Linked DNA regions of Homo sapiens: all the other regions are linked to region 1. Evidence: chromatin loops called from intact Hi-C (ENCODE). Cell type or tissue: MCF 10A. All regions are shown on one strand.

Evidence for each region. Peaks named below come from ENCODE experiments on the same cell type or tissue, not always from the same donor. Only the 100,000 strongest peaks of a DNase experiment are listed, where the experiment ranks them.
Region 2: it touches region 1 in a loop (7-fold over the local background); 6 of 110 quality-filtered maps call a loop at or near these places.
Region 3: it touches region 1 in a loop (11-fold over the local background); 6 of 110 quality-filtered maps call a loop at or near these places.
Region 4: a loop joins it to region 1, with 3 times the contacts of the local background. A loop is called at or near these places in 2 of 110 quality-filtered maps.
Region 5: it touches region 1 in a loop (8-fold over the local background); 3 of 110 quality-filtered maps call a loop at or near these places.

The regions. Positions count from the first base shown.
Region 1 is chr4:13,699,352-13,704,351 of GRCh38, reverse strand. All of the region lies in intron 2 of LINC01182 (long intergenic non-protein coding RNA 1182), which reads right to left. Among named protein-coding and RNA genes, the nearest start is that of LINC01182, 47 kb to the right of the region's middle. In MCF 10A, no CTCF peak of the experiment used is centred here; DNase peaks (open chromatin) are centred at 2,211 and 3,531.
Region 2 is chr4:13,889,120-13,894,119 of GRCh38, reverse strand. The region is part of intron 3 of LINC01182 (long intergenic non-protein coding RNA 1182); the gene reads right to left. All of the region lies in intron 3 of LOC107986182 (a long non-coding RNA gene), which reads right to left. Among named protein-coding and RNA genes, the nearest start is that of LINC01085, 220 kb to the left of the region's middle. RefSeq lists an enhancer at 1,124-2,323. In MCF 10A, no CTCF peak of the experiment used is centred here; a DNase peak (open chromatin) is centred at 1,899.
Region 3 is chr4:13,904,755-13,909,754 of GRCh38, reverse strand. The region is part of intron 3 of LINC01182 (long intergenic non-protein coding RNA 1182); the gene reads right to left. All of the region lies in intron 3 of LOC107986182 (a long non-coding RNA gene), which reads right to left. Among named protein-coding and RNA genes, the nearest start is that of LINC01085, 200 kb to the left of the region's middle. RefSeq lists enhancers at 1,590-2,789, 3,484-4,683. In MCF 10A, a CTCF peak has its summit at 2,439; DNase peaks (open chromatin) are centred at 2,304 and 3,994.
Region 4 is chr4:14,166,051-14,171,050 of GRCh38, reverse strand. It overlaps LOC124900670 (a long non-coding RNA gene), which reads right to left. Exons shown (of 2, transcript XR_007058058.1): 1 at 4,507-5,000. Among named protein-coding and RNA genes, the nearest start is that of LINC01085, 57 kb to the right of the region's middle. RefSeq lists an enhancer at 355-926. In MCF 10A, no CTCF peak of the experiment used is centred here; a DNase peak (open chromatin) is centred at 1,910.
Region 5 is chr4:13,919,087-13,924,086 of GRCh38, reverse strand. The region is part of intron 3 of LINC01182 (long intergenic non-protein coding RNA 1182); the gene reads right to left. All of the region lies in intron 3 of LOC107986182 (a long non-coding RNA gene), which reads right to left. Among named protein-coding and RNA genes, the nearest start is that of LINC01085, 190 kb to the left of the region's middle. In MCF 10A, no CTCF peak of the experiment used is centred here; DNase peaks (open chromatin) are centred at 2,966 and 3,446.

The DNA of each region.
Region 1 (5,000 bases):
AAAACTAAAAATAAAAAAGGAGAAGTATTTTGAGCAAAGCCAGTGGGGTGGGTGATCCACATAAGGCAGGCAGCACGAGCAGCCACTGGTTCTTAAGATGAAGACTGGTTGCAAGAGGAGGAAGCACAGAATGAAGTGGACTCTGTACCCAATCAATGTGGGAACATAAGAGGAACGGAAGTCACTAGACAATGATGGTAATGAAAGCAGCACATTTAGAGTGCAAAAGCATCCTTTTTCTCCCTTGTGAGGGTCTATAAACCATGGGAAGGAAAAACAATGGGAAGAAAAATTGAAAGCTATGAAGGAAAAGCAACTCATTCAGAATTGTTGGAGTTCTCTCCCCTCTCCTTTGGGACGTATGAAGTGTCTCACTCACCTGCTTTTAAATCAAAAACAGAGAACATTATTCAATAAGTGCCACAAGTAGTTAAACAGATCATGCAGCAGCCATAGATTGAAATAGTATGCCTCCATCAAAAGTCATATTTTTAAGAATATTCACTGCCATGATGAAGCAGCTATGTTGTCTGGGGTATATACCCTGGGGTACATTGTCATGTGCCAGGAAAATTTTGGACACGGACATACACGAGCAGTTTAGGAGTGGAGGTTTAATAGGCACAAGATAAGAGAAAAAGAAAAAAAAAAAAAGACAACAACAACAAAAAAACAGCTATCTCTATAGAGAGAGGGGTCTCCGAGTGGAAAAGACTGACTGGCCAGGGCCAGGCGTGGTGGCTCATGCCTGTAATTCCAGCACTTTGGAAGGCCGAGGTGGGCGGATCACGAGGTCAGGAGATCAAGACCATCCTGGCTAGCACAGTGAAACCATGTCTCTACTAAAAATACAAAAAATTAGCCAGATGTGGTGGTGGGCGCCAGCAGTCCCAGCTGCTCGGGAGGCTCAAAAGAACTCCGTCTCAAAAAAAAAAAAAAAAAAACAGACTGACTGGCCGGACGTGCTGGATTTTATAGTCGGGTTTGAGGAGGCAGTGTCTGATTTACGTAGGGCTTACAGATTGGTTGGATCACGTATGACATTTATACAGTGTGTGGGGAAGGCTGGTGGCCCCATCCTAATCTTATTATGCAAATGAATTATCCTTGGCCGGCCCATCTTGTCTGCTCCTTACTGTTCATGTGGCTGGCAGACAAAGAAAGATGGAGCTGCCGTCTTAAACATGTCCAGTCCCTAGTTCCTGCTGGCATTCACCTGTGCAAGCTCCCAGCTTGCTTGTTTATGTCTGCAGCTCGATTTTACAGGCTGCTCTTTGTTAGAAAATAATTTGGGGCTGCTTTTCCTTAAAAAGAAAAGCCTTACCGAGAACTTCCATACCCTCACATCTGCCCAATGATTTCTTTTTAACTCCTGTATCAATGAGACAATGCTAAAAAGCAAAAAGTAAGCATAAAAAAACAGGATCAAATGTGCCCTTACAGTAGAATCCTATTTCTTTAAAATAAATGTAATGTCTGCTCATTTGAATGGAAAAGAGACTGAAAGGAAATATACCCAAATTGTTAATAGTGGTTATCTCTGGGTGAAGACATAGTAAGTGATTTTTATTTTTTCTTTACAGTCTCTGTATTTTTGAACATCTTTTACAATGGCCATGAAATATTTTATAATATGACAAAAAAATAATATTTTTAAATACTTTTGGTAAATGCTATATAAAAATATTCGGTTGGTGAATCCAAAGAGCCAAGTTTCCATTCTGACTGCTTCAAACCCCTTTTCCATCCTGTGCCTCAGTTTCCTCATCTGCAAAACCCAGGGTTTGCTCTTAATATCTAGGGTTTGGTGCTTCCATTATTCACTGTGACCAATTAGAGAATGCAAGTGAGAGGAAGAAATGTGGGAAAAAAATTGAAGGGAGAGGGGATGGGAAGGATTCCAACAGAGAAAAGAAAGGGAATGCTAAGAAAAGAGGTGTGAACTCAGAAGTTTTTGAGGTGAACGCTGATTGTAAGAGACTGCATGCTGTTCATCAGGGCTCTGTGTTTAAAACTCCTGGTACTTTGAACCTTCGATTAGTTACAGATCTTCATCTGCTTTAATTATTAAACCTTCAGACATCTTGTGGAATAGTTTTTTCATACTAGTCCACCAGGATAGAAATTAATCTCTAGGCTAAAGCAGAAGTGACTGTAAGAATGTGATGAAATCAAACTGAAATCTGGATCAAGTGCCCCAGGCCAGAAATGACTCACCTTTGAAATAAAGCAATTATTTGTGTTATCTGCCCAATTCACCTTTAGCCCTTGGTTTATGTGGAAAACAATTCAGTTAAAGATGGTACTGATTAACTCTACTTTACCAAACACTCAGAGGTCTCTTCTTTCCACACCCCTAGGCACTACATAGTGACTTGTGGACAAAACTTTCCTCTTGTCTAAACTGATGACTACCAAGGCCTCAATATTCCCAGAGGCACGATGTGGGAAACCGTAATTTTCACTCTACTGATAAAATTAGGATCTCCATATTCTGTCTCTCTTATGTCCCTTACAGCATTCAACTGTTTGAAACATAGAATACATTCAGTAAATATCTTAATTCTAGGATAATTATGATATTTCAAGCCTAGAGAACCTCATGGAAAATAAGAAGCCCATCAAAATTAGGGAGCACAGTATGGCAGATCTTTAGTTAGAAGCCATGAAATGACTGGACCATTGTAGTATCTGAAAAAAATTTTTCAATTTCTTATTTGTACAGACTGCTTTAGAGTTTACAATTATATATAACTTTGGAGTAGGCAGTAATGCATTAATTTCCCAAATTTACAGGGGCCATGCAAATTTCAATAATAGATTCAGGGAGGTTTAAGGCTGAATTCCCTGCTTGTAAGATTTTGCTTATTTCTGTGATAGGCACTGAGTGAAGTATTGAGAAAGCAGGTTCTGGGGCCAGATTAAAATTATGACTCTGGGTTAAAATTCTGATTCTGTCATGTACCAATTATTTAACTTCTATGTGCCTCAATTTTCTCATGTGTTAAATAGGGGGTGATGGTGGTACTACATAGGTTCATCATGAAAATAAAATAAACATAGATAAGGCACTAGCGAGACTAATAAAGAAGAAAAGAGAGAATATCCAAATAAACACAGTTAGAACTGGCAAAGGTGATGTTACCACTGACACCCCGGAAATAAAAATAACCATCAGACACCATTATATACACAAACACGTATACAAACTGGAAAACCTAGAATAGATAGATGAATTCCTGGACACATACGCCCTCCCAAGACTGAACCAGGAAGAAAATGATTCCCTGAACAGACCAATAATGAGCTCCAAAATTGAATCAGTACTAAATAACCTACCAACCAAAAAAAAGCCCAGGGCCAGATAGAATCCTAGCCAAATTCTACCATATGTACAAAGAAGAGCTGGTACCATTCCTGCTGAAACTATTCCAAAAAACTGAGGAGGAAGGACTCCTCCCTAACTCATTATATGAGACCATCATCATCCTGATTCAAAACCTGGCAGAGACACAAACAAAATAAAACTTCAGGCCAATATCCTTGATGAACACTGATGAAAGAATCCTCAACAAAATACTTTCAAACTGAATTCAGCAGCACATCAAAAAGCTAATTCGCCGTGATCAAGTAGGCATCATTCCTGGGAGGGAAGGTTGCTTCAACATATGCAAACCAATAAATGTGATTCATCACATAAACAGAACTAAAGACAAAAACCACATGATAATCTCAATAGATGCAGAAAAGCCCTTAATAAAATTTAACATCTCTTCATAGTGAAAACCCTCAATAAACTAGGTATTGAAGGAACATACTTTAAAATAATAAGCACCAGCTATGACAAACCCACAGCCAACGCCATGCTAAATGGGCAAAAGCTGGAAGCATTCCCCTTGAAAACCAGCACATGACAAGGATGCACTCTCTTATCACTCCTATTCAACATAGTATTGGGAGTCACGGCAAGGCAATCAGGCGAGAGAAAGAAATAAAGTGCATCCAAATAGGAAGAGACAAGTCAAACTATCCCTGTTTGCCAACAACATGACTCTATGTCTAGAAAGCTCCATAGTCTCGACCCAAAAGCTCCTTCAGCCAATAAACAACTTCAGCAAAGTTTCAAGATACAAAATCAACGTACAAAGGTCACTAGCATTCCTATACATCAACAACAGCCAAGCCGAGAGCCAAATCAGGAATGCAATCCCATTTACAATTGCCACAAATAGAATAAAATACCTAGCAATACAGCTAACCAGGGAGGTGAAAGATCTCTATAATGAGAACTATAAAACACTGCTCAAAGAAATCAGAGATGACACAAATAAATGGAAAAACATTCCATGCTCATGAATAGGAAAAATCAATATCCTTAAAATGGCCACACTGCCCAAAACAATTTACAGATTTAATGCTATTTCTATCAAACTACCAGTGACATACTTCACAGAACTAGAAGAAAAAAAACTATTCTGATATTCAAGTGGAACCAAAGCAGAGGCCAAATAGCCAAGGCAATCTTAAGCAAAAAGAACAAAGCTGGAGACATCATGTCACCCAAGTTCAAACTATAGTACAGGGATATAGTAACCAAAACAGCATGATACTAGTACAAAAACAGACACATAGACCAATGGAACAGAATAGACAGCCCAGAAATAAGGCCACACACCTACAGCCATCTATCTTCAACAAAGCTGACAAAATAAGCAATGGGGAAAGGACTCCCTGTTCCATAAGCAGTGCTGAGACAACAGGCTAGCCATATGCAGAAAATTGAAACTGGACCTTTTTCTTATACCATAAGCAAAAATTAACTCAAGATGAATAAAGATTTAAATGTAAAACCCAAAACTATAAAAACCCTGCAGGACAACCTAGGCAATGCCGTTCCAGATACAGAAATAGAAAAATATATCATGATGAATATGACAAAAGCAATCATGACAAAAGCAAAAAATGATAAATGGGATTTAATTAAATGAGAACTTCTGTGC
Region 2 (5,000 bases), 190 kb before region 1:
GAAGAGAGAGGCCTTGTTTAGGAAAACACACTTACAGGGCATTTTAATTAGACAAATGTAAAGTAAGAGCCCCTTTTGAAACAGAGAGATCTAAAACAATAAAAATTCAGTTGTGTCTGTAAGATCTGTGACTGGGTGGCCAGACCAGGCCCAGGGTTTAGAGGGAACCTTGGTTATTCTCCCTTAAGGTATCTAGAAAGCCAAGGGCCTGAATCTAGGGTAGGAGAAATGCACTAATTTTGCCTACTCCCTCTACAGGTGCTGTATTAGTCTGTTCTCACACTGCTATGAAGAAATACCTGAGACTGCGTAATTTATAAAGGAAAGAGGTTTAATTGACCCACAGTTCCACATAGCTGGGGAGGCCTCAGGAAACTTACAATCATGGCAGAAGGCAAAGAAGAAGCAGGCACCTTCTTCGCAGGGTGACAGGATGAAGTGAGTGCAAGCAGGAGAAAATGCCAGATGCTTATAAAACCATCAGATCTCATGAGACTCTATCATAAGAACAGCATAGGAGAAACTGCCCCCAGGATCCCATTACCTCCACCTGGTCTTGCCCTTTACACGTGGGAATTATGGGGATTATAATTCAAGATGAGATTTTGCGTGGGGACACAGCCAAACCATACGGGTGCTACTCTGGGCATCACAACTGGAAGACAGGCAAGAGCTGAGGATGCTAGGAGCAACTGTATCTGGTAATACTCATCTGCATTGTCATTCCTTTCTCATTCCACAAGTCTTCAATAGTGTTTTATAAACCACATTATAGAACATTAAAGGACAGACCTGACTTGTGTTTAAGGGAAAGCAATATGAAGAAAATCACAGCTATGAGGAAAGTCAGGCTTGAGGAAGCCAGAAGCAACCTGAAAATAGACTGTTTATTATAATTTATATGTTGAAATCTTTACCCTCCAGGTGATGATAGAATCCTCTCACCCTCTTTCTGCCATGCGAAGACACAGAGAGAAGCAAGCCATCTACAACCTGGAAGAAGACCCTCACCATAACCTGATGATGCTGTCACCCTGATTTGAGACTTCCAGTCCCCAGAATTGTGAGAAATAAGTTTCTGTTGTTTATAAGCCACCCAATTTACAGTACTTTGCTATAGCAACCTGTGTTTGACTAAGTGACAGAGACGATAAGGGCTGTGGGGTTTCTGAAGAGAGAGGGAATGCTCTGTGAGCTGGAGGAAACAGGGCAGATCCTGGCCACACACTGAGAACAAGTAGGATTCAGTTGCTAGTGGGAGAAAGCACTTTCCTGGTAGGAATCAGGGGTGAGCAAATGTGTCAATTTCATAACAAGTAAGTTCCATCTTTAAAGGCTATGTGATATGTTTTTACCAGTCAGTTTGGTAGCAAAGAAATTGTCTCCTTGTACAAATTTTGGAACCAATTTGCCAGCCAGAAGATGACCACATACTCTCTCTCTCTCTCTTTCTCTCTCTCTCTCTCTCTCTCTCTCACACACACACACACACACACACACACACAAACTTTCACAATCTTATGCTGTGTAGGTCTTGCTGTGTAGATGCTGAAAGAATTCCAAAATATGTCTGGCTCACTCTGAAGTTATTTTTCCTTCCCAGGCTTGAACACAAAATTGTGTTTTCATATTTCTTTCAATCCAAGTCCTGCGGATCTGCTTAATAAGATTCAGACTCATTCTTTCTGTCTCAGGAACTGAAGAAAGAGAAGTATCTGGGGTTGGCCCTGCTTGAATTCTCAGCAGACTTCACAATAAAAAAGTTCAAACATTATGGCCTCCAGTCATTTTCTAAAACAAACAAAACCAAAGCAAGCCTGGTAGGCTCTTTGATGACTTATATGACTAAAATCCTCTCTCTCTCATTTTTTCCCTCCCTCCTCCACATACTCTTCAAATGCATGTGAGTCATGCATATGCTTGGAACTCAATTGATGAGTCCCCGCACATCAGTGTGAAATGTCAGTAAGCAAATTAAGCAAAAGTTCTGGCTGGGGAGATAAGTCGAGGTGAAAAGCTGCAGGAGCTGCCTGCTCAGGTCTGGTTTCCTCAGAGGAGGGAGGGCTGGTAGGAGTCCAGGACCAGAGACAAGGCAGTTGTCAAGAACAAGGCTCATGGTCAAAATCAGGACACAGTCAGAGAAGATGCAGGAAGTTGGAGTAAAGCCAAAGCCATCAACCCTCACATGAGGCAAGCGGAGACTCAGTGGAGGAGGAGAATGCATGAGACCCATCCTGGGGTCTCATCTAGCTAAGGCGCCCATCCATACAACCTTCGCCATGTGATTCACTGATACCATATACCCCCAACCTCCTCCTGAGACTCCCCACCATGTCCTGGCCCTAACTAAGAATCAGCTCTTCCCTGGTAACCTGATTCCTTTGCAGTCCTCTCATGTGGAGTCAGCCTGTTCTCAATCTGTCCTTCCATGTTCCTCAGAGTTGCTCTCAGCATGCTGGCCCCCAGCACCAGTCCCAGCTGCCTATGTCAAAGCTTCTCTCCCTCTTGAGTCTCAGGTCCTCCAACTACACGGACCTCCACCCCGCCGCTGCTTTCCCTAACCACCACCTGATTAGTACTCACTCTCATGATAGTCTGATGATGACAGTGGTATCTGGTCCACAGTCTTCCCTTCATCCCATATCACCACCCCAGGTGACATCACGGTCATCTACAGTGGCCAACCTACACCATTTCCAGACTTCTCAGGGTCCTAGCTTCTCATCTCCCCTCTGCATGCAGCACTCACCATTCATCATTCAACAAATAGTTACCAGTACCTACTACTCACTGTGCTCTGAGCATGGTGCTGGGATACCCCTGCCCTCTAGAAGTGCATAGTTTAATGGGAGAGACAGTCACATAGGAGAGGGAAACATAGGAACTCGATCTGGTGGGAAGGATGTGGCAACAGGGCCCCATCCTGCAGAAAGGCAGGATCTACAATGTTGAGATGGTAGATAATCTACCTGGGCTGTATCAGGATCCCATCAGCAGTGGGGGGTAGAACAAGAGGGGTCTAACTCAAGTGGAAGGTAGGGGGAGGCTGGCATGAACTATGTCATGTCTCATAAATCCTTCTACATTAAGTTTTAAATGAGGAAAACCTGATTACCAACCAGAAATCAAGGCAGAAGTTCGATGATAAACATGGGAACTTACTCATCTTTATAGACTGGCATCTAGTGCTATGCTGGATCATGGCAGGAGCTCAGTGAGTGTTTTTCCAACAGAACTCAACCATCATGAACATGATAAGCATAAGAAGGGCAGGAGGGGAAAGCTACAGAGCAATCCACAGGGCACAAAGTGGGCAGGTTGGATACCTAAGCACGACCAATTCTAGATCCCACTTACCTTTGCAGATGGGGCTCATAAAATGCTCCATGATTGGGTTTTCAGGGTCCAGGCCTGGCTTGAGTCCAAGTGGGAGGTGTGAGCATGAGGAGCCAAATAGGCCTGGCACAACAAAGATCAGCCTATCATGGGGTCAGCCTCGCTAAAAAGTAACATGGGGCACTAAGAGGAATCCACAGCAGAATCAACCCTGTCTTCTGCCTAGAAGCCTCTTCTATAACCTTTTCTTGTGGGACAACCACCCAGCTTCCTGGAATATGGACCATCAAACTCTAGAGCAGGTATGCCCAGCCTGGGTCCCCAGCAGAGTCCCCAGACTCACAGGAGGCTTCAAAGACAACCCAGGAATCTATGGGACATTACTATTATCCTTAAAATACTAACAGACATTGAGGATACACATGTGAACCAAAGTATTCTTATTTTTTACTGAAATTAGAACCAACTCAGGGAGCTAACCCTGGACACGGAGATCGGAAACTATGATTAGAGGCTATATGTGCATTTGATTAAATGTAGAGGGGAAAGTGATTCAATATTTATGTTAAGTGTAGTTTTTTAGACAAAAATCTTTCAAAACATGTTGTACTTTGCAAAGTTAATAAAAAACAAAAGGACACCTTGCTATAGAAAGGTTGGAAATCATTTGACAAGAAGCAGGAGACAGTTTGTATATTTCATCAGCTCATTACACCAGGCCAGAAGCATCTCATTCCCTGCCTGAGGAGATGCTGATAATGTAGGGTAATCCTGGGCTCTTAGTCAAGGAACCATGCAGCCTTGGACATGGGGAAGCTGGCTTACCAATCAGCCATTTATGCCGCCTTCTCTGTACAAAGCATATCTGAGGGTCATTAAAGACTTAATGAGTGGGTTCTCTATACAGAAGTATCCAGTTGTATTCCTTGCCCATGGTTCTTTACATTATTTAGTAAAATCACAAGTTTTAGATATTAAGAAGCCTAAATTTAAAACCAACCTCTCTCACTTATTGTGAACATGACTTTGGACAAATATATTAGTGAAGACATGTGGCTGCAAGTATCAAAAATGCTAATAAATAGTGTCTTTAAAAAACTAGGGGGTTTTCTTAAATAAGTAGAATTTGGGTAATCTTGAGATGGAACAATTCTTGAAGGGAATCATCAAGGAACTGGGTTCCTTTCAATTTCTATTCCACCATCTGAGGGAGTATCTAAGTGTTCATCCTCTTTGCGGTATCATCTCTGTTACCCCTCTAGCCATTGCATTCACATGCCAAGTAGGAAGAAGAAAGATAAAGGGCAGAAAGCATGAAATCAACTGAATCTGTCTTTCTTTTTGTCAGAAAAGCTTTTGCTTAATTGGAAGCCTCATTCAGATTTGTGCCTGTGTATCTTCATTAGCATATTGCAGGGACAGTCTGGATAAAAACCAGTTGACAAAGAATTGACATTTAAAGAAAGTGTTACTCAAGGAGTGGTATATAAGGATTTTCTTCAAATAGAAACAAGTGTTCTAAAATTTAAAAGTTACAAATCCTACTGAAGCCCATCAAATACATTTAAATTATTAGTTAAATGTAGTTAAATGCATTAAGATGTTTTTGTTATAAATATAGTTAATAATAGTTTGAATGAGCTAATAATGAGAAAGAAAGAGAG
Region 3 (5,000 bases), 210 kb before region 1:
TAAAGAAAACAAAAAAAGAGGTGTAATATTAGTCTGCACTAAATCCAGGACGAAGAGTCTCCCAAAACAAAATGTGGCAGGTGATTTTAAAGAAGATTTGTTTTTACTCTCAATAACTTCCGAAAAGCAGTAAAGAAAAACATCCTCCAAATGTTTAGAGGTTTCTCTCTTCATCCCACACCAGGTCTTTAGATCTTTAAAGGGAAAAAAAAAAGTTTATGACAAATGATTTATTTTGCTAAAAGAATAAAGTTAATTTATATCTCCAAAGGGCATTATAGATGAAATTGCAATATTTCCATGTTCCCAAAATTTTTACTCTTTTTTTTCCACTCTAACACTACTCCCAAAGAAAAAACTATTGCCTTGAAAGTTTTTCAAAATATCCTATCACCCTACCTTTGTCCTTGGTCATTTCCAACCATGCAGAGCTTTTAATGTCAGGACCATCAACATGAAAATGCATGGCTATTATCAAAAGATGTTTTTCTAAGCCTACATATTCACTGTAAAGCATCCCAGAATCCTCTAGAGTGAATGTTAATAAGCACAATAGAGTTGGAATTGATGGTCTTGAACTCTTACCTTTCTACACTGATCTTCAGGAACTGTAATGTGAAAAGCACAAAGCTTCCCTCAACAGCTACTATACAATCATGGTAGTGTTAATAATAACAACTATCAATCAATTATACAAGCTAGACTTGATTCCATCATTTAACTCTTATGACCAACCACACTCTGTGAAAGAGACTCTTAACATCTGAACCATATAGATGAGCAAAGGGAGGGTTTAACGACTTGCCTAAGAGAACAAAGACAGTAACTGATGGAGCCAACAATGATATTCTTGCTTCTGACTCCAAAATCCACACTCAAGTTTTGTGCCTGAAACCCTATCTCTCTTTGAGAGAGAATAAGAATAATATTAGCTATCATTTATTAAGCCTTTCTGAGTAGGCCCTACCTTACTTGTTGCTTATAGATATACTCAATTTGAACTTATTCCACATTAGCATCCAAAAAATGCCACATCATTTATTAGTCGAAATCGAGTAAAGTTCATCTGTGAGCCCACAGTGGGAAGAATGGCAGGAAGCCCAGTGGATGTCATTAGTGAGGGGCTCCTCCTCCTCTCTACACTTAAATAAGCACACCATCATAGTTCCTGGCCCAGAACATTTGGGAATGAGCCCTGTAGACATCACCTTGTCTATGTTACTTCTAAATTGTACTGCCCAGGGTCTGGCCTCTGTGGGTTTGCACCTGGCCACACCCTATCCAGGGTAATACATGTCAACAGTGCCCAGGCCTCTGCCATTTTCAGAAACCCCAAACCCCTTTTATCTTCCAAGGCAGATAAATACCCAGCATCAGTGTATATGCCAGTGTTAGGAAACCAGTCTTCTGGGGTTAGTGCTGAAGAACTAACACCTTCTACCATAAAGGCCTGAAAGAGCTACTTTAGGAATTTGAACACACCAAAGGAATCTTCCATCCACCATGAAAAGAAAAAAGAAAAAATATGTATGTGTAAAGGAACTACATTATGCCATACACTTTGCCATGTCCTGCTGTACTTCGCCTACAAAACTGCAAGGTAAAGATTATTATAATTGGTTTTTAAGATGAGTAAACAAAAGATTAGAGAAGTTTTTTTTTTTAAAAAAGTCCCTAAATTGTACAGCTATTTCACTCTTTGCAGACAGCCTGAGGAAAACTTTTAGCTAATCTTAATAATAATTACCATTTCTTGGGCTCTTAGTCTGCACCAAGGCAGTATACTAAGCACTTTATATCCATTAGTTTCCATAACAATTCTATAACTTACTTCATTATCTCCACCTAAGAATGAGAACCACTGGAGCTCAGAGAAGCTAAGTCTTTTGCCCAAGCCACACATCTGGGAATGAGGGAGTCCAGATGTGAGCCTCTATGTTAGAAGTCAAAGTCGGATTCTTAACCCCAGCACAGCACAGCCTCCCCTCAAGGCTTTCAAGGGGAAGTGTGGCCCCAAAAGGACTGCGACTGTAGGGGAGATAGGTGGATAGAGCAGGCAGGGAGAAAAGTGGAAAATACCAGCTAGTATTCCTGGTACTCTCTGCACCTTACCACTGGAGCCCAGGGTACTCATTTTACAGGAATGACTCACAGGACAAAAGAGCAGAGGCCTTGCTTACTTTGTTTTGCAAACCATACCCTGTAGAATGAGAATAATTATTAGTCATCTGCAGGCCTTGTGATGCTTGTAGCTTAGTCATTGAGTAACTATTATAGATCACACATTCCTATTCCTTTGGATAGAGTCTCAAGCCACCTACACAATCCTTAAACAACTTCTCAAAGTCCCTTGAGCTGGGGGTGGTGGAAGACACACTCTCCAGAAGCTATGCATTCTTCCTACTGAGAGATGGACACCTTGTGGCCAGTAGCATAATGAGAAGTCTTTCAGCAGAATGAACAGGCATCCCTCTCCTGCTTTCAATGACCCACACACTCTTCAAATTGTCCTTCCAGCAAGAAAAGATACTCCAAGCAGTTTTAAGTCTTCCTTGGGGGCATAGGAGTTTCATGTCAACTAGGTTTGGTTTACATTTATGAGAGATGCTGCCTTATGTGAATGAGATAGGAAAAGAAAATACAGCAGGCATATGAGTGAGTAAAGGTACCAAATTCTAATAAAAATGATATGAACACATATGTGGATGTCCATACGCGCACACACACACACACACACACATACACACCACTTAATACCTTAATGAAAAGAGTCACAGCAATCTGGTGAATAACTTACTTATTTTGTTTTCCATTTTGAATTCTAAGAGTGGAGCTACTGAGATGACTAAAACAGTTGCTGTCCTTAAAGAACTCAAAGCTTAGTGGGAAGACAGAAACAACATTAATACAATAAAACCAAAGAGGTTATTATGAAAGCTCAGAGGAGAAACATCCAAACCAAATGGAGTTGAAGGTTAGGCAGAGGATGAGAAAGATTTCCTTGAGGCGATGAGAGCAAAGCTGAGCATTTTTTAACACACACCTGTCCAAAGTAGAAGCTGTTAATGCAGTACCCTGGCAATCTAGATGAGCTGGCCCCATGATTGAGGATATCATTCACATATACTATAGCAGTAAAGATGCTTTGAGATTTAAATAATTGAAAGCTTAATATCAACTCATTTAAACAATGAGGAATAATTCTGCCACATAACAAGAGGTGTAGGGAGGCTTCAGATATAATTTATCAACTCAAAGACATCATTTGAAACTCAGTTTTTTCCCCCATTATTCTACTACGAAATCCCAACAGATTTTCCTAACTGTCTTCTGGATCACAAGGTTGCTGCTGCAGTTCTGGACACCACGTGCAGACACAAAAATATTCAGCAAAAGAAGATATCTTTTCCATGTAACAATTTTTTATGAACAAAAGTATTCCCAACAGCTTCCCAGCAGGTTTCCCCCTCATATCTTATTGGTCATAATTGGGATACTATGATTGGATTACTAAGAAGTGAATAGAGGGAGGCTGTGATCTCCCCAAGAAAGGCTTGGAAAGCATGAAGAGGGAGAAGTATTTGTTGACTAGGTAGATACATTTTTTGGTACATTGGGAGTGGGATATGTGGGAAAACAAACCTATCAAACATGGTGCAAACCAAACTCTTCCCATTGGAAATTCTGACGGAACACTGTCTCTGAATTGATTGACTTATTTGAGGGAGTGTGCCATACTCCTGTAAATGGGGCTGTATCAAATGCTAAGAATTCCAGGTCTAAGCAGATAGAGCCAGAGGACTAGTCTTGGTACCATAGAACTTTTATGCTAGAAATGACCAAGAGGTGATGATTTTAGAGATCTGAAAACTGCTCTGCCATTTACTCAATACATGCTTTGTCCTGGCCTTTGCTGCCTGCTGTAAAATGCTTTGCCCATCTGCAGCTTTGGGCCAAGACTGGATGCTTTTCTGAGGGTCCTTCCAGCTCTGAAAGTCATGAATCATCACGATACGTGATGCAGAAAGTCTGATTCATCATGATACGTGACGCAGGTTCCTAATATTCCTCATCACCAGCACTTTATGATATTTCATATTGTTTTTAGCGATCTCACTAGAATGAAGATTCTTGAGTCAGCCTAGCAGATAACCAGACAAATTGTTGGTACTCTAAAACAAAAACAAAACAAAACAAAACACTTAAATTGGTTTTATGACAGAAGAGCTGAAAAGTACATGTGATCTTTCATTTAGTAGCAGCACTCCTGGAAAATCATCTTATATAAATTATTTGAATTTTTAGAAAAACTTGAAGCACATTTTCATCAAAATGTTATTGATCAGGTGTGAAAAGTACAAAACAACTAAATATCCAACTCTAAAGCCTTGTTTATATTAAGTGTGGTATATTCAATGAGTGGATTATAATCATGAAATGTAAATTTTAGAGACCTTATAGCATGTAAAAAAAAAAAGTTACATGTTACAAAGTAAGTGAAAAGTGGTACTAAGTTTTATTTACACTATACTGATAATTATGTAAACCAAACAACCCAAGCATTTAGAAGGGAAGAAAAAAAAACTTAAAGGAAAAAGACAAAATGGTGCATAGTAGCTGCACTGAGAAATAACTCAAAGGTCAATTTTTTTCTTTCTATTTTTTTTGACACTCCCAAAATGTTTATAATGAGTACGCACTGGTTTTATCATGGAGAAACACAATAAAAATCACTGATGGATTATTTGATTATCTTTATTAACTCAGTCTTACCTATTACTGTTGTTGACAGGAATAAATCCAGGTGTTTAAGAATGAATTTCATTGGCAGAGCTTGATATTCCAAACCTTGCTTCATGTTATCAAGCTTTCCTCCCAATCCAAACTTCTCTCTTATTACGGTTCAAACGACAATGCACAAAACTCTTTGCAGAACCTGATCTGGCCCTCCCATCTCCCCATCACCACCCCCTGCTTTTGTTATACCAATAATTCTTCCC
Region 4 (5,000 bases), 470 kb before region 1:
TCCTGTATAGATGCTCCTTTTTATTAGGCCCCAGTCTCATTCCAGACACCAGACCAACTTAGACTGTGCCCCAAAAAATTTGTCATCCCTACTATCTTCTGTCCAGTCATACTCCTATTCACCGTTCTCAACTACTCATACATGCCCTGCTCTTGTTTACACTGCCGGTTTACACTGTTTCTCCAAGCCATCACAGCTGATATCTCCTGGTGCTATCCCCAAACTGCCACTCTAAACTCTTGAAGTAAATAATCTTTGCTGGCAGGACTACGCTGAATCTCCTTAGGCACTCTCTAATCAGATGTCCTGGGTCCTCCAATTCTTAGACCTTTTATACCTGTTTTTCTCCTTCTCTTATTCCATTTTTTAGTTTTTCAATTCATACAAAACCGTATCCAGGCCATCACCAATAATTCTACACGGCAAATGTTTCTTCTAACAATCCCACAATATCACCCCTCACCACAAAATCTTCCTTCAGCTTAATCTCTCCCACTCTAGGTTCCCACGCCACCCCTAACCCCGCTCAAAGCAGCCCTGAGAAACATCGCCCATTCTCTCTCTCCATACCATCCCCCCAAAATTTTCGCCACCCCCCACACTTCAACACTATTTTGTTTTATTTTTCTTATTAATATAAGAAGGCAGGAATGTCAGGCCTCTGAGCCCAAGCCAAGCCATCGCATCCCCTGTGACTTGCACGTATATGCCCAGATGGCCTGAAGTAACTGAAGAATCACAAAAGAAGTGAAATTGCCCTGCCCCGCCTTAACTGATGACATTCCACCACAAAAGAAGTGTAAATGGCCGGTCCTTGCCTTAAGTGATGACATTACCTTGTCAAAGTCTTTTTCCTGGCTCATCCTGACTCAAAAAGCTCCCCCACTGAGCACCTTGTGACCCCCTACTCCTGCCCACCAGAGAACAAACCCCTTTTGACTGTAATTTTCCTTTACCTGCCCAAATCTTATAAAACGGCCCCACCCCTATCTCCCTTCGCTGACTGTCTTTTCGGATTCAGCCCACCTGCACCCAGGTGAAATAAACAGCTTTATTGCTCACACAAAGCCTGTTTGGTGGTCTCTTCACATGGACGCCCCTGAAACATTTATCTCATCATTTGTTACCGAGCAACAATTCAAAACAACAATGCAGTGTCTGAAAGGAATAATTCATGGGGCTTTAAAACAATGAGAGAAGAAAAAAGGAGAATACAGTACATAGAATACAAGATGTATTGTTCTGAGGCAAGTCTTGGATATCATCTATTTCTACATTAGGTGTGTCTCAAGAGTCCAAAGCTTCTTGCTAATCTGATGACTCCCCACAACATCCTGGTATTATCATTCCATTTTTTTGAAACCTGAGCAAACTGAACCACAGAAAAATTGAGTGAATTGAGAAGGTCACGTGGAAGTCAAGCCCAGAATAGAACTGATGTCTGCTGGTTTCCCATCCAGTCATGACCCTTCCCAATACACATTATTTGAAGCAGTCTGGTCAGCAGTGGCTAACGGCTTTAATATTTTTGAACCATTAATTTTTTTTTTCTGAGTAACATTCCTGGCAAGCTTGCTTATTTTCCAGGGTGAGAGATATGTCTGAAAATAAAGTTAATGGACAATGTTGATTGTCACCCTAAAAAAAATAGCCTTAAAGCAGTGAATGGATTTTAACTTAAAATGTGGATTTTTAGGTTGCATTTAAATTTATATAAATGTCATACTAATATCGTGCATCTTGAAAAATAGAAAGGTTGAATGAAAAATATTGAATATCAAGGTAAGAGTTTTTGAAAAGGTTACAAAACCTGGATTCAGAATAACAGCAAGGCCTTTGGCAATGAGCTTGAATTCTTGCCAGGAAATGTAGTTCATCTTGGCATCCTGCCCTGACCTCACAATCCTGGGCATTGGCTTATATCTCGTGCTTCAGCCAACTCATTTCCTCCAGCCGAATCGATGACTTTCTAATAGCTGAGCATCCTGCTCTGAATCACTTGCAAACCACTAAGATACACTTTCTCTGTTTATTTTCTGACTTGAGACAGAGAACAGCAAGGTCAGTTGATTCTTTCAATGATTGCTCTTAAAATAAAAACTTTCACTGCAGTCGTTTGAACTTTTGAAAACCAATGTCCAATAATACAGCCATTTCAGCAAATTCAGTTGCTCATGATTTCATAGTTTTTCTATAGCTTTATCATCTCTATCTCTATGTATATCAATACATATATTAATGCATCAGTAATTAGTTAATGGGTATGTACTTTTATGTCTGTCAACCATAGTGCCTTATGCCACATAAATACTCAATGGATGCTAAAAAAAAAAAATGCATATAAAGGTAATAAATTGTTCTTTTGCAATTAGAGAGTTATTTTCATGCCAGCTGGAATGTTCATATTAAAATCAGAATAATCATGTATTTATCATTTGATGGGAAGAAGAAAAGTTTCACTAATTGGAAAGGAGCTTGTCTGAAAGCTGTGGAAGACAACATTGAATGGGCTTGTTAGGCACAGAACATAATCTTGATGTTGTAAGAGAATACGAGCAAAAGAATGGAGAGAAAACAAGTCACCATGTGAAAGTTTTAGTGTAAAATTGCAGTAGGAAATAAATTCACTGCTCACAATCTTCTTGATAGCCAACATTTTCATAAGCTTTTCCACCGTCATCGTCAACGTCATCACCATCTTACGACTATAGGTCAAAGAAAACTAGCCAAACTGGCAATCAACAAGTCAGGAAATTGGAACATCAATGTTATTATCAGTTAGCATTAGTAGGATTTCGTAGTTGATGTGTGTTTAAGACCACTTTTACATCAACTGAGACAAGACTGCTTACCTTCTCAGGATTTTAAATATCATAAAGTATGTGGCAAATAATCTGCCTTTGGGCACTTTATTTTCAGATTTACTTAGTCATCATGTACTTTGTGTGAATGTGATGAATTCGAAGACATGAACGAAAGGCTAGATTAAACTGCTGACTAACCATGAAGAAAATGGTCAAAGTATGTAGTAAAACCAGTTTATCTCTCTATTTTAAAGCCATGTTATCTTTAACTTAGTTGCTGTTGGAAAAACAAGATGCTTTTTTCAGATGCCAGTCCCTGTAAAACAGTGACTGGAATAACCTGAGATTTTTTTTTTTTTTTTTTCAAACTCTAAATTCTGTCTCAAATGTTAGTTGCTAGTTGTGAAGGAAATCATTAAAGGCCAATTATCATTAAAACAGTCTCTGAAATTAGATATCTGATGAAGGGAGAATTGTTCTCTCTTCTCTTAAAGGCCAATGCTTGGACAGGCATTTTCTCTGGTTAGAAAATCCCATTTGTGTTCAGTTACTTTTCAATTTCTGCCTGTTTCTTAGGAAAACAGTGAAAGACAATTTCAAAAAAAAGAATCCGTGGAGAAGAGAAGGCAATAAGATTGATAAAATTGATAAGCTCTTAACATCGGGGTGAATCTATAGACTCTTGATGGCTACTGTAAAAGGAAATTCCATTTAAATTTGGGAAAGGGTATGAAGCATTTTTCTTTTACCATTTTTTTAAATGGGGCACAATTTACATATAATAAAAAGCAGATTTTATGTGCATTTTGATGAGCTTTAACAAATGCATAATAAATTTGTGCATCCAAACCCTCAAGTAACAGAATATTTTCGTCATCCTATAGAGGTCCCTTCTAGTACCTCATTCTGGTCAATTCTCTAGGGTCATGCCCTAGAGACGATTACTGCTCCAATATCTGTCGTCATAATTGTTTAATAAATAATAACAATCTGTCATCATAATTGTTTTACCTATTCTAGAACTTCATATAAATGGAATCATACAATATACAGTTCTTTGTTCCAGTTTCTTTTGACTAAACATAACCTTTTTGAGATTTGTCAATTTAGTTATGCTTATGAGTAGTATGTTACTTTTCGTTGCTAAACAGTATTCCACTGAATCAATATGCCACCCTTTTATGCCCATCAACTGTTGGTGAGCATTTAGTTTATTTTTAGCTACTGAAAATAAGACATTTTGTCTTATTTTAGTTATTTTTAGCTAAATATTCGTATACATATTTGTGAACATCTGTCTCCACTTCAAGTTTAGAATTGTTAGTCACAGATTTGCTCTGATGATCCTCTTTAGGAGAGACTTAAGTGGGGAGAAGGCTATTCTGAGCAGAAGAGCCTTTTCTTCATCGTTAGTCCATTGGTTGTCTCAGCCCAGGACTTCAAACCATTCCACCATTACCAATCTCCAACCTTAATTATGCATTGTAGGCATACCCCAAATTCTATGTTTCCTGGCATATGACAGCCAAGCAGTATAATAAAGTCAAGGTCTCTTCCTCCTTTCCATTCTCATTTGAAAAATTAGGACTTCTTTTAACATCTCAACATTTTGCAGCTGGTAAGGAGGGCCACTGTAGGCAGTGTCACTGAATAGATTAAAAAGTTGCCTGGTATTTTCAGAGTAGTTACTTCAAAAACTTACCTGGGAGTGAGCACTTTGGTAGGCATAGGTGGGCAGATGACTGGAGGTCAGGAGTTCAAGACCAGCCTGGCCAACATGGTGAAACCCCATCTCTACTAAAAAAATACAAAAATTTATCTGGGCGTCGTGGCAGGCTCCTGTGATCTCAGCTACTCGGGAGGCTGAGGCAGGAGAATTGCTTGAACTGGGGAGGTGGAGGTTGCAGTGAGCCTACAGAGATCGTGCCATTGCACTCCAGCCTGGGCAACAGGAGCACAACTCTGTCTCAAAAAAAAAAAAAAAAAAAAAAAAGAAAGAGAAAAGAAAGGAAAAAGAAAAGGAAAAAAAAAGAAAAAAACATACCTGGGAGTGATATCATCAAAATGGCAAAGTAGAAGAAATCTGATTCAACAAGGTGAGCCCAAGTAGTGGCTTACATTTTGCAGTCATGGTAAAAAAAGAATCCAGATTTCAACATTTCATATTTTAGGAAGATTCTGAGTGCCTCTCTAACT
Region 5 (5,000 bases), 220 kb before region 1:
CATCAGCTTCCTCCAAATTCAAGAAGGAGAAGCTTGTTTCACAGCTAGTGCCTGCTTCAGGGGCACGCCTCCCTGGGGTCAGCTGAAGCTTGCTGTCCGCTTTCCAGGTCTGTCCAAGCAAGACCTGTACTGTAATAACATGTAAAATAAAATTTAAGCCTCAAGGGAGGGGTTAGAAATTGCCACTGATTGACTCAGGACCATCCTTTGAGAGACAATGAAAAAACTGGCATAGCATGGTTAGACTAATCTGCATTCTGAAAAGTCCTAGTCCTGAAAGTGACTAACTGTGTGACCTGGGAAAGTTCCTTAGCCTCTCTAAGCTTCAATGTCATCACTTGGAGAACAGAGCTGATGAAAACACACCTGATGGAGTTGCTGATGCCATGGGATGAGATGATACAAAGTGTTTGGCATCACCTCTCACTTAGCGTTTATTAATGGTCATCATTATCATGAAGTAGCCAGAACCCTGCCTATTGTAACAGCTATCAGTTGTTGAATACTTACTCTGTGCTGTGTACCAGGCTCACTTTTTCTATGTCAGTTTTCTTACTTATACATCTTATAACAGCTGTTCAAGCAGATAGTGTCCTAGCTGGTGACTCTGAGAATAACTGGCTGCATTCCCTATCCCTGTGCTCAGCCTATGCATGGGAAATATTTGGGACTTGGTAAATACATTTTGGAATGATGTTGAATGAGTTCACAATTGACATAGTTGTCTAGGGACTGCCAAACCATGGACCGCTTCCCCTATCTAGCATAGAGTGTACTTGTTATGCTTAGAATTATGTCCCCTAAAGAGTTATGTTTGACCATTAACTCCCAGTACCTGTGAATGTGACCTTATTTGGAAATAGGGTTTTTGTAGATGTAATAAGGTAAGAGGAGATCATACTGGATTAGGGGCTACCCCTAATCTTATAAGAACCATAGCAGGTGTTCTCATAAGAAGGTGAACATTTAGACACAAATGAACAGAGGCACACGGAGAGAACTCCACATGGTGATGGAGGCAGAGACTGAAGTAGCACGTGCAGGAGCCAGGAGATGCCAAGGATAGGTGGCAACCACCAGAAGCCAGAAGGGAGGCACGGAGGGACCCTTCTTTAGAGTTTCTGGAGGAGCATGATCCTGCTGATCCTTTGATTTGGGGCTTCTGGCCTTCATAACTGTAACAGAGTACATTTCTGTTTTTTTAATCACTCAGTTTATGACAATTCGTTAAGGAATCTCTCAAAAATGAATACAGCACTTTATTCCTTTCTCGGCACAGCAAAATGAAATTTCAGGGCACCGACAGAGAGGGTTTAACACCCCTTATTCTCTTTCAAAAGAGCTGAAAAAGCACCCAGTTACTATTTATACTACTCCCAGTTCTCTGTCTGAAGATGAGACTTTTCAGTCATGCCAACAGTTCTGGGTTTCAGAACTTAAGGGCACACCATGGAGGGATTGCTGGTGAGTTTAGCTAAAGCTCTGCAGCCCCACAGGGTTTCTGTTCCAAGTAATAGAAGAGAGAAAAGAGAGGCAGAAATTATGAGTACACCTCAATTCCCTCATGTAGAACACTAAGCAGCAGCTTTCTCCCTAAATGTTTCTGTAAAAATATATATTTTAAAACATCATCAGTTGATCTCACGTGCTACCCAGGAGAAGGGAAAATCATGACGTGTAAGTGTTAGAGAGTTTCAACACCTCTCCTTCCCACCAAAAAGGGGACTGTTCTCAGGGGCTTGCCTTCTGAGGGCCCTGTCCCCCTAGACTAGGAGCCTCATGATAGAGGAACAGCCCCTTTTTGTCCTTAAAAAGATCTGGGGATGGGAAGGTTGGAGACAGAAAGGGTCCTCCCAGGATCTGAAAACCTAAAGATTGTCTGCTCCTTTCTCTTTCTACCAAAGTCTTTGAAGACACAGAGAGAAGCTTTCCCTGACTTTCCCATCAGATAATATTCATTGAGGGTTAAATCCTCCAAAAAAGCCCATTCATACACTGACCAGGTTTTAATCATGCCAGATGTGCTGCTCAAAACCACAAGCTTAAAAATGCTTTCAGTTTAACGGGACAGAATAAAATGAACAGAGTATTTTTCAAACCTGCCTAGTTCCAGGACAATTGCTGCCAATCAGCCTCACTCCTTGCAATCTCTTTGGATCCAGCATTGACCTTGGGTCTCTGAGTAACTATTTGCTGACTCTCTACACAGCCTGGTATGTATGTTTTCTTCCCAACAGGGCTACTTGAAAGCCCCCATTTGGCCCAAGTCCAAGTCCCCAAATTCCCTCTGATTAGCTCTTGGCCTTCACCCTACTAAGCATGAGATCTGCTGAGTAGAATGGCTGCTGTACCCATCCTGACTCTGGCAATGGGAGCTTCTGATTTTGCTGAAGAGAGGGAGAGGGTCTCAGGAGAGCAGTTTGGTTCTCCAAAGCTTCAACTTGGATGAAGTCTTCAAGCAATAGTCTTCAAGGAACTGCTCAGAAACAAAGTTCTCTTTCATTGCATCATTTAGATTTTAAGGACAATATGAGCCTCTAAGAGAATTGACTGGGCCAGACTCTAGAGAAATGTTTACATTATCTTGGCTAAACTGTTGGTGGTGGTTAGAAGAAGAAGGAATCAATAAATGAAAAGAGAGAAAAAAGGGGAAAATGACTGGATCTATAGGAGCAGCAGCTATTGCAAATCAGATTTGGAAAAGAGCAAGGAACTACATTTCTATCTTGGAAAAGGGACACTCAGATATCAGTAAGCAATCAGGTCGTGGCCAGTTCAAATATTCTGAAGTGTTCTGATAAGAATTTAATAAGGACCACCTCACACATGCACATGCATGCACACACACACACACACACACACAAACATACCTTTCCCTAACTGAAGCATGCAGTTAGGGAATCTCTGGAGTCCAGAAGATGAGTCAGCCTAAATGACTCAGCAAGGAGGAACCAGCACTGAGGTTGTTGGTGGAAACACAGCTGGAGCAAATGCAGATGGGACTGTGAAGACATTGTGTGAGGGCGAGTGAGGATGTGGCTGGAGTTCCTTAGTAGTGACCATCATCCTGTTACCATAACAATAACATAAACTTCCCAGGAGGAGCCTGAGGCAGGTCGTTTCTGAGCCCAAGTTAAGTTCATCTCCCAAATGGGTTGATAATGGCAACTTTCCTGCCTATTGACGGGACTCTTGGAAAGATTGTATGAGACAATGGTTGCTAAGGAACTTAGAAAAGTACCAATTTCAAACATGTGGAAAGGATTATAGCATTCTCATGACAAGTTCTCCACCACCTACTGAAGGCACAATGCCTGCTTATGGGAAGAAATGGGGCATCAAAAATTTGAGGTGTGGGCTGGGTGAATCAAGGTACTTGCAGAGTGAATCACTGCAAGCTCAGGTGACTTCGTTATGCAACGTCAGGTGAAAATGTATTTGGTGAAATCGGGTGGAATTTCCCTCGAACCTTGGGATTGTAAGCCAGAAGAGCACCCTGTGAAAGCTGAGTCACAGCGGGGTGAGTTAAAGAGCCCTCAAAGAAGAAATCAGAAGAATTGGATCTCATCCCCAGCATGGCAAAGCCTGTGCCTGTGCCATCAGCTCTCTCTGCTTCTGTTTTCTCACTTGTAAAATAAAAGTGTTGTCTCATAATCTTTTCTGCCGGTAATACTTTTTGAGTGTGTGTGTGCACACATGTATGCGTGCAAGGCCCTGCTTTATGCTGATGCAATGCTTTGAAAAACATCAGCTTCTCTTCTACAACATACACTCTGACATCCACTCAGCTCCCCAATCTCTGCAGCTCCAAAGTGTACTCAAAGAGTCAAGAAGTACAGAGACATCATCCTGATTTGCTAAGTCGGGGCAGGGCACCCCTTCCCCCAGACTCCACCTTTATGGGCTATATAAACTTGGGCAAGTTACTCTCTCTGGGCCTCATGTACTTTATTTGTAAAACAAAGATAGTAACTGTACCTAACTACAGACTTGGAATGAGAGTCCAATAAGATACTTCACACAAATCATTCAGCACAATGCGTGAGTCTTTAAAAAGACTAAAACAACATTCTCCCAGCAATAAATATTATCACAATGCTTATTATCAATCCTGCTATTACTGTCATAGTATTGTATATTCCTGTATCAAGATATATCCCTCCAAATTTCAGCTGTGTGTTTACTTAAATGGAGAAATCCATGAAGGCAAGGATTGGGCCTGTCCCATTCTTCACTTTATCCTCCATCCTCTGCTGAATACGTGGCTGGTGGCAGGTGCTCAATATTTGTCCTGTTAGATGAATGAAGGGTGTGAAGTAGAGGTTCTCAACCCTGGCTGCACATCAGAGTCGCCTGGATACATTTAAAATCCTGATGTCCACCCCCATCTCCAGAAATTCTAATTTAATTGATAAAGATTAGAACCCTGGCATTAACAGTTTTTAAAGGGTCCCCAGAGTCTCTAGTTGGCAGGAGGAGGTGAAGCTCACTTGTATAGAGTCTCAAAGATTAGTAACGCCATTGATTTCCAAACTTTTCCTTTTATAATAAAACCATTTTTTTTCCACAACAAAGTCTTAGATTGAAATCTACCTCATAAAAGAGAATGACGCAGCATCCTCTGGTAGAAGTGCTGGAGGTGGGCCCTGGGGCCCTCCATCCAATTGTGTGGGTCCAAGGTGGTCCACAAAGCCCACAAGCCCCTGGAGACACAACTTCCTAGGATTCGAACTGTCCTCTTCTGAGCTCTCAGCGGTATCTTCTCACTGCACTGCACTGCCAGCCTTGCTGACTCCTCACGTAACATGATGCTATCCTCACCCTGAAACTTGGACTAAGACATACCGCAACTGTTTTCCTTTTACAGCCAAATTCAGACACTCAGCTCCCAGTGAAAATCATTCCCAGGCCTTGTGGATTGAGGAGAGAAAAAAACCGCCTAAAATATATAAATAATTCAAGGCTGAGTTTATTCATGATGCTATGTTTTCTCCAGGCAG